Linked DNA regions of Mus musculus: region 1 is linked to region 2. Evidence: chromatin loops called from intact Hi-C (ENCODE). Cell type or tissue: left cerebral cortex. All regions are shown on one strand.

The links. Hi-C counts contacts between places; a loop is a spot of excess contacts. Peaks named below come from ENCODE experiments on the same cell type or tissue, not always from the same donor. Only the 100,000 strongest peaks of a DNase experiment are listed, where the experiment ranks them.
Region 1: it touches region 2 in a loop (4-fold over the local background); 4 of 42 quality-filtered maps call a loop at or near these places.

What each region holds. Positions count from the first base shown.
Region 1 is chr8:21,754,156-21,758,155 of GRCm38, forward strand. No RefSeq gene overlaps it. Among named protein-coding and RNA genes, the nearest start is that of Defb1, 20 kb to the right of the region's middle. In left cerebral cortex, a CTCF peak has its summit at 2,424 (motif pointing right); a DNase peak (open chromatin) is centred at 2,500.
Region 2 is chr8:21,976,679-21,980,678 of GRCm38, forward strand. No RefSeq gene overlaps it. Among named protein-coding and RNA genes, the nearest start is that of Ccdc70, 8.1 kb to the left of the region's middle. In left cerebral cortex, no CTCF peak of the experiment used is centred here; DNase peaks (open chromatin) are centred at 1,738 and 3,803.

The DNA of each region.
Region 1 (4,000 bases), 220 kb before region 2:
CTCTGTGGTTAAACTTAAATATTTAAATATAATATTAACTAGCTGCAGTTTGTTCTCTTCTAACTTATAGTTAGTATATTTCAAACATATCTTGGAATTAAAAGTTTATGGCAGAAGGAAATCTATACATATTTGGTTCTCATGCTTGAATGCACAGATGAGAAAAATAAGCTAAAACATGTATATATTTACGCACACATGTGTGTCTTTCCAGAATTTGTCAAGTATCTAGTTCCTTCTCTCTAGCTATATTACCTCTATGCTGTGTGGCCATTCACCTGCTCTTTGGTCATGTTAGGGTTCTCTACCCAATATATTCCTGGTCTAGAGATGCCTCAGGTTTTTCTCAGACAGTTGCATCCTGAGGACTAACAGGAAAATAACAGAGAAGATGGTGAACTTCTCCTGCAGGATGAGGGAGCATGAGCTGACGGTTCACCTAATATGAGTATATACTTGACATATTCCTGCTTTTAAGACTGAATGAGAAGTCTTACTCTTTTTTTTTAAATCTTACACTTTTATCTATAAATAGTTGAAGTAAAGCTAATTATCAGTCATTGTAAGTCACAAGTTGCATATATGACCATTAATTTGTAAATGGACATGGTCTGTCCAGGAAATGGTGGCTGGGGTTCTATTAACTTCTACACTGGTCTATTGCACAAAACCAGACAAAAACAATTGGCTCAGCAAAGACTCTGGGATGCAGAGAGTTGTAAGAAGAAATAAACTATTTAAACAGCTCCCCATCTTGTGGTTCAGTACTGTACATTCGGTGGAAACACAAAAGACTGTACCATAATCTGTAATCCTAAAAATAAGGCACAAGCTTGCTGGAGACCAATTTTCTATTTCCCCTACACTTAGCCTCTGCTACTCACAGGAGATGTTGAGCAAGACAATCACTGGAGGAAGAAAGATAAAGCCTTAAAAGACATAGAAGTTGTACATTAAAAATATAAAATACGTATTAGACGTTAGGGAGAGAATAATCTCGGTTTTCAAAAAATAACACTGAAAAGAATTACATATATGTGTATCTCTCTGGGCATCCTAATTATGAGGAAACAAATAGAAAATACCTGCAGTAACAATGGAACTTGATATTTGTCTACCTGTTGAATAAGAGTAGAATGAGACAAAGAGGAACATAATATTTGTGAGAAATATTAAGGAGAGAAATTATGGAGGCAATTAGAAGGTTCAATGGAAGCCCAGGTCTGAGGGCTGCTACTGCTCTTACAGAGCTTTTGGGCCTCTCTTTACGGGGTAACTGCAAATTCTCTCCTTTTGCTCTCACAGCCTCTCTTTAGGATATCTCTCTTAATTCCTTCTTTTGGGTTTAATAGCATCCCCATAAAGTATATCTACAAAATCCCTCCTCTGGGGTTCGATGTGAAACTAGTAGAACCTGACTTTTGTGTACACTCTAGAAATAGGTAAAATAGTACTTACTATCATAAAACACCACTGATGACCCAAATGTCCTCTGAAAGTTGAGCAAAGAAAATTCTCCCTTAAAACATGTTGTTGTAAACTAACTCAAAGGTATTTTGGAGATGTTTGTTTGTTTCCTATGACCTTGTTTGAGCAATTCATGGGAGGAAGGTTGAGAAAGGGTTTCTCTGTGTAGCCCTGATTGTCATGGAACTCACGTTGTAGACCAAGCAAGTGGGTCTCAAACTTAACAGCATCCATTTCTCAACTCTTGGTATTAAGGTTGTGGGCTACCACCACCAGACATGGCATTTTTTTCTTTAACTTTACTATATTGTTGCTTGTATATTATGGTTTCCAGTTTTATAGGTTTTATGAGCTTTGTGGGTAGGATTCTACACTGACTAGAATCCAAGGAATTACAATTATGAAATACACAGTACCTTATCTCTCATGTCAAAGTGGCCCTTTGAGAGCACACTGAGTCTCTTATGCAAGGGAAGGTAGAGAAAGGTTGAGAAATAAAGGATCTTAGTTCAATGGATGCCTGTTTCCCAGAAGCTCAGGCCACCACCTTGATAGACTGAATATCACATTGAAAATAGAAAGAAAAATGCAAGTCCCACTGGTCTTCAGCATAGAATAAGATAGTGGGTAGCAACCAGGAATGTGAGTACCATGCTAGGGGAATGACAAAGGTGAGGGCAGTGTTTACTTAAGCATACTGAAGCGTTAGAGATTTCAAGTGGATATAGGTGGAAGAATATTAGTTATGTTTCATAAGCATCTAGAAAAGTTGGGCCAGATTTTACCTGGGTCAAATTATGCAGCAATAATTCCCAGGCAAGAGCTTCGATGAGTATCGATGAGTCCCTTGATATTAGAGGGAGGCATAAAGAGCGTTCATACTTTGTATAAATCAGAGGGACAGGGGTGAATTTGAAGAATAAGAAATGACTTTAGAGGTTGGGACTGTGCTCTGGCCTGCCAGTAGAGGACAGCAAAACACCTTAGCATGTTTTCAGGACTTGAGGAGCTAGGGCTGTTGGTCTGCTGAAATGGCCTTTCTATATACTCTCCAACTATTTTACCCAACACTACAGACTTCACTGAAGACAGGATAGGTTTAGAGAAAGCAGTGGGATTCAAGACTCAAAGAACCAGTTATATTGGCAGTACTCACACGCTCTTGGTGCTATCAGGCCCTGTCTGCCACCTACCTCTGTTCTACAGCTGTGTTGTGAGCAATACTGCTCAGGACTTCTTGGGAAAATGCTTTCTTTTTCTCCTTCTGTCCCTTTGTTTGCTAAGCTATAAACGTTATCTAAATGTACACAAATAGTCTTATTTTATTGCTCTATTCAATAAACACAAGATTAGAGGTCAATAAATATGATCAGAAGAAAATAGAACAAAGAGAAAGGAAAACAGTATCTGTGTAAATATCTGCTGTGGTTTGGGGCTTATTTTTAACTTTTATTTTATTTATTATTAGTGTTAGAGAAGGAACCATGTGGAGGTCAAAGGACAGCTTTGGGGAATCAACTCTCTCCTTCCATCTTATGTGTGTAACAGGTATCAACCCTGAATCACTAGGATTTCAAGGTAAGTACCTTTACCCACTTTAAACAGAGAATTACCACTTGGTCTGCTTCCTTCCTTGATTGTAACTAAGCTACTCCTAGGCACTGCTCAAACCTTTTGTCATCTTTTGATATATCACTCAATAGATTTACCTTATTATCTTTATATAGGATTAAAAATAAATAGCACAAATTTTACTCCACCAACTCAATTATGTTATTAAGTTAAAAGGAGAAATTTAATAAACATTAAAATGATAAATATAAACAGTTCTTTCAAAAGTAAATTCTTAAAATATAAATGCTGTTTGGCAAACTAAACTCAATGTCATACCACCATATGACCTATAAACAGCTTGTGTCATGTTTGACTCATGATATAAAGTCAACAGCTCTGGAATTAGTCATAATGAACTTGCACATTATGGGCCAGAGGCAGAGAGTTCACAAGTCAGCTTTGGCCCATGTCCCAGCACTGGGTGTCATTGCTTCCAAGGATGACCCCTGAGTAGCTGGTCATTGAACTGACTCTCCTGTGATACCCCACACGAACCACTTTAATATTTGAAGTAAAGAAAAGACAATCCAGCAATGGCGTCCCTAAGGACCCCTTCATGGGAACCTAGAGAATTTGGAAAAAGCACTGTTTGGAGACCAACTTCGAGAGCATCTGAAGAGAAGGCAGGTGATGAAGTTCGTCCTGTGGAAGACAGTTGACAACGTTCATCCTGTGGACAACGCTATCATTCCATCGAGAAGACAGGAACTCCCCCAGAATTCACCGCACAAGCATGAGAAAAGAGCTCTTCCTCACCTGTTCTTTGACTCTGGAGGCACTGAGTCTTCTCTCGGTATGCACTTGGGCTGAGGTTGTTTTACTACACATGAAGAAGTAGGTTCCATTTCAGAAGCTGCAGTACCTCTCTGAATTTCCTCTAATTGTTATTTTCTATCCAATCTCATTTAGAAAATAAAGA
Region 2 (4,000 bases):
CTCCCATCCCCTCCCCCCACCAATGTCTTTTTAAACGAGTCAGTGGAAATACCTCTCTCTACCCCTGACTCCCTAAATGAAAGTGGATAGAGACACCATGGCTTTTTCCCCCAGGAGGTAGATTCTGATATGTAGGCTAGATCTCTGGTCTAATCTAATAAATCCTGATGAAGATTTCTCTCTGGCACCTTCATCCAAAAAGTCAAGATTGTAGCCTTAGGAAATTCTGGTCGGAAATCTTTATGTCTGTTTCTGTGGATGACTGAATGGCTGATAGCATAGTACAACTTACCCTTTCTATTTCAGCTATTGCTCTGGGCCTCACCACTTCCCTCTGAACTTCCCTGGAGACTAGAGAGCCAGCCATCTCTCAGAGCTCATTTTGGTTAATGGTAACTGGAAGCCAACCTGGGCATTCCTTCTTCTTCTCTCTGAAGGAGTGGGGAGTTCTTCTGCCCTGGTCACCTATGCTCAGAGAGACAACCCAACCTTTTTTTTTTTTTTTTTTTTTTTTTTTTTTTAATGGTTCTATCAGCCACATGGTAAACTGCAACTACTCTCTACTTCCTCCTGGTTCCACCATAGTTCCCCTCCCCTGTCTTTTCTAATTCCTTGTCTCCTTGGTTCCAAATCCCTTGATTACATTCTCATTCCTGCAGATTCATCACACTAGAATACTCTCTTGGCACCTCTTCCTTTCCTTTGTTGTTCTGTTCACTGTGCAGTTTAATTCCAGCTCAGACATCAGTCCGGAGGGCAGAGGGGTATTGGGAAGCTCAGTCACTTTAAACAGACTCCTCTTCAATGTATGTTTTAAAAGTTTCTCAGGGACTGGACAGATGGCTCAGTGGTTAAGAGCACTGACTGCTCTTCTGAAGGTCCTGAGTTCAAATCCCAGCAACCACATGGTGGCTTACAACCATCTGTAATGTGATCTGATGCCCTCTTCTGGTATGTCTGAAGACAGACAGCTACAGTGTACTTAGATATAATAATAAATCTTTTTTTAAAAAATTCTCTTTAGGATTTGATGATGACTACAAAGTGTCTCTGAGAGAAAGTTCCATAAATTGGCCACCTTATGGCATAGGCTAGACCCAGTGGTCCTTAGACCACCTCCCATCACTAGACCTGACTGTCTTGTGGTTACAGGAAGCCCTGATACCCAGACCATTTCTCCTACATTGATTAGTGGTTAGCCCTAATACTACCCCTCCTTTGCATTGAAGACTTTCACTCTGAGCCATCATCCCAAAGACAAGTTCTCCACTCATATTTTGTCCACTACCCCATGCCATCATTCTACCCTCACAGTCAGGATGAGGGTACAGGCCCCCCACCCCACCCCTTCTCACATCATCAGCCCTCATCTCTACCATTCCCCACAGCTCACAGTCTCTGTTATGAGCCCAAGTCCTGTCCTCTGCTCTCCTTTCCATCCCCTGGGATAGACCAACAAGAATGCTTGTCCCTAGCTTACAAGTGATCCTCTATGGCATGATTATGATCTATAAAATGGATAGGCTCCAAATACCCGGATCTCTAAGCGACCCCAGCCCTTCACCTCTCTCATTAAGTCTATTCCACAAATCCACAAATGTACTTGGAATGACTGCCAGCAACTGCTTTGACTGTTCACAGCTGAGCAGTGAAAAGTTTGGGGATTTTCTTGGCCACAGCTGCTTACAGGGAACAGAAAACTGACTTGGAGGTTTTCCCTTCCACCCACCCCAAATGGGACCAGAATACGCCCCCTGGCCCTTCCTTGAATGCTTAATGAGACGCTTTTTTAAAACCCTCATTCCTTTTGAAACTGTAGCCATGAGAACAACTGGGCTCTACATTTGGCTTTTGTTAGCCAATCTTTGGGATCCAGAAAAAGGATGCTCCAAATACTTGAGAGTTTCATGGGCATAAACACTTTGCAGCTTCTAGAAGTGCCAAAAAGGTTTTCCTAACTGAGATGAAAAATAAAAACAGTTCTGACTGTAGATGGGACAGCACAAAGACAAGCTAAAATCACGGTTGCTGCCTCAAGAATTGTCCCATTCTGGACCAAAGGATGGCCTCATCTAGAGAAAAGGTGACAAGAACCTTGACGAGAAAAAAATCGGTGAAAATGAGACAGCCCGCACTAGAACAAGATCGATGTGTTTACTGCAAGCAAAGGAGCTATTAGAAAAGCCATGTTCCTGCCATCACAGGAAGGTCCTGGCCATTCTAGCCACTGGGGGATCAATAATGGATCAGAAGGAAGACACCTGGGGTCTGCTCTCCTTGCTGTCCAGGAGCCCTTAGCTACAGCATCTGAAGGAAGCCACTTAATCTAATTGCTAGTGGGAACAAACTCTTTAAAAACCATGCTAGATTGGCCTTCCCCAAGCGAACTTCCTACTCAGGCAGCTACTGGCAGTCTGGGACTACCACTTCATACCTGAGAATACAGTGAATCTGGGTCACAAGCAAGTATCTGTGAGGACACAGTGAAACTGCCCAATTGGACCACTTCATGGACAGAAAGAAACATTAACTGGGGAAACAAACAAGCTGTCTCCAAGAATAATGGCCAGCAGCATGGTGAGAAAGCAAGCAGATTTGTATGATAGCAAGATAAGGGTCTTTGAATTGATGCAACCTGTTAAGATGAAGCAGGAATGAGATGCTCTTTCCAGATGTAATTGATCATTGAGAGTAGATCATTGAGGGATGTAGTGGTTTTCCTTGAATTCAGACATCTGTTTGCCTTTGTCTCCTGGGATTAAATGTGTGCACCACCATGCCTGGGCCAAAGATTTTAATGCCACTGTTCCTCAAGATCTGGATCAAAAGCCTGTGTCCTCGACATCTGAATTATAGTTCATTCCAGATTAAAAGTCTCAATTCAAGGTCAGCCTGGGACAGAGCAAGTTCTAGGTGAAGAAAAGCCTAAATCCAGGCTTCTAGCATTCAGGAGACACAGACGTTCAGATCTCTGAGTTCAGGTCAGTTTACAGAGCAAGTTCTAGGACAGCCAAGTTTAAGCCAGTGAAGGAGTTGGAAAACAGAAAGCTGGTGATAATGTAATATATCAAGGGGGTCATGTTGCAGCCCCAGAAAGCAGAAGAACTCAGCAGCTTTGGCCATGTGAAACTGGCTTTAGAGTCCAAAATAGAAGGAACTGCTGGGACAATTGCTGCTGGTTAGCTGGACCTAAGAAATTAGTGGTGATTAAGAAGAGATCAGCATCACTGAGATGAAATCTTCTGGGATGTGTTTTCTGAGAGCACAAAGAAGCTGTGTTCCAGAGATGGCCAAGGCTGAGCCTCATAATGCAGCTGGACTTGCTAATGTATAAATATCTCCTAGGTGGTACTGGCTTTGAAGGAATGAAGGGGTCATGGAGAGCAGCTGAGGCTCGGCACTGTGAGAGGCCAGGGAAGGCCGTTGGTGAAGGTGCAGCCTCAGATGCAGTTGATGGCCCAGGACTTGAATGGCTCCTGTGAAGAAATTGAGGCTTGGCACTATGAAGAGAACCTATAAGAGGCTATTGGTGAAGCCTAGTTGCAACGGAAGACCCCAGTGTATTGCAGATGGCAGTACCATGAGATGATCACTAAAAGCAGCAGCAGCAGTGGAATAAAGTCAACCTGAACCTAGAGTACTACAGAGGGCAGAGCTGAAGAAGTGACCCAAGCCCTTTGTGAAGCCCAGAAGATCATGTATGGATCCCAGACACCGGAACAAGAAGCTGTAAAGTTGAAGTTGCTGTGGAGGCCCCAAGATGTTAGAAATGCCAGAGCCATGGGATACCTGCCAAGGAAAGTTGCTTACAGAGACTAGAACTGGCCCAAGAGAAAGAATTGTGCTGTAGTCAGGAAAGCTGAAAGGAGTTGGACACCAGACATGGAGATGCAGAGTTTGGAGTCTGCCTAGCTAGTTTTTGGTCTTGCTTTTGCCCAGGATGTCATTTGTTGGAGGTATGTGATCTGCTTTTTTATTTTTATTTTACAAGAGATTACAT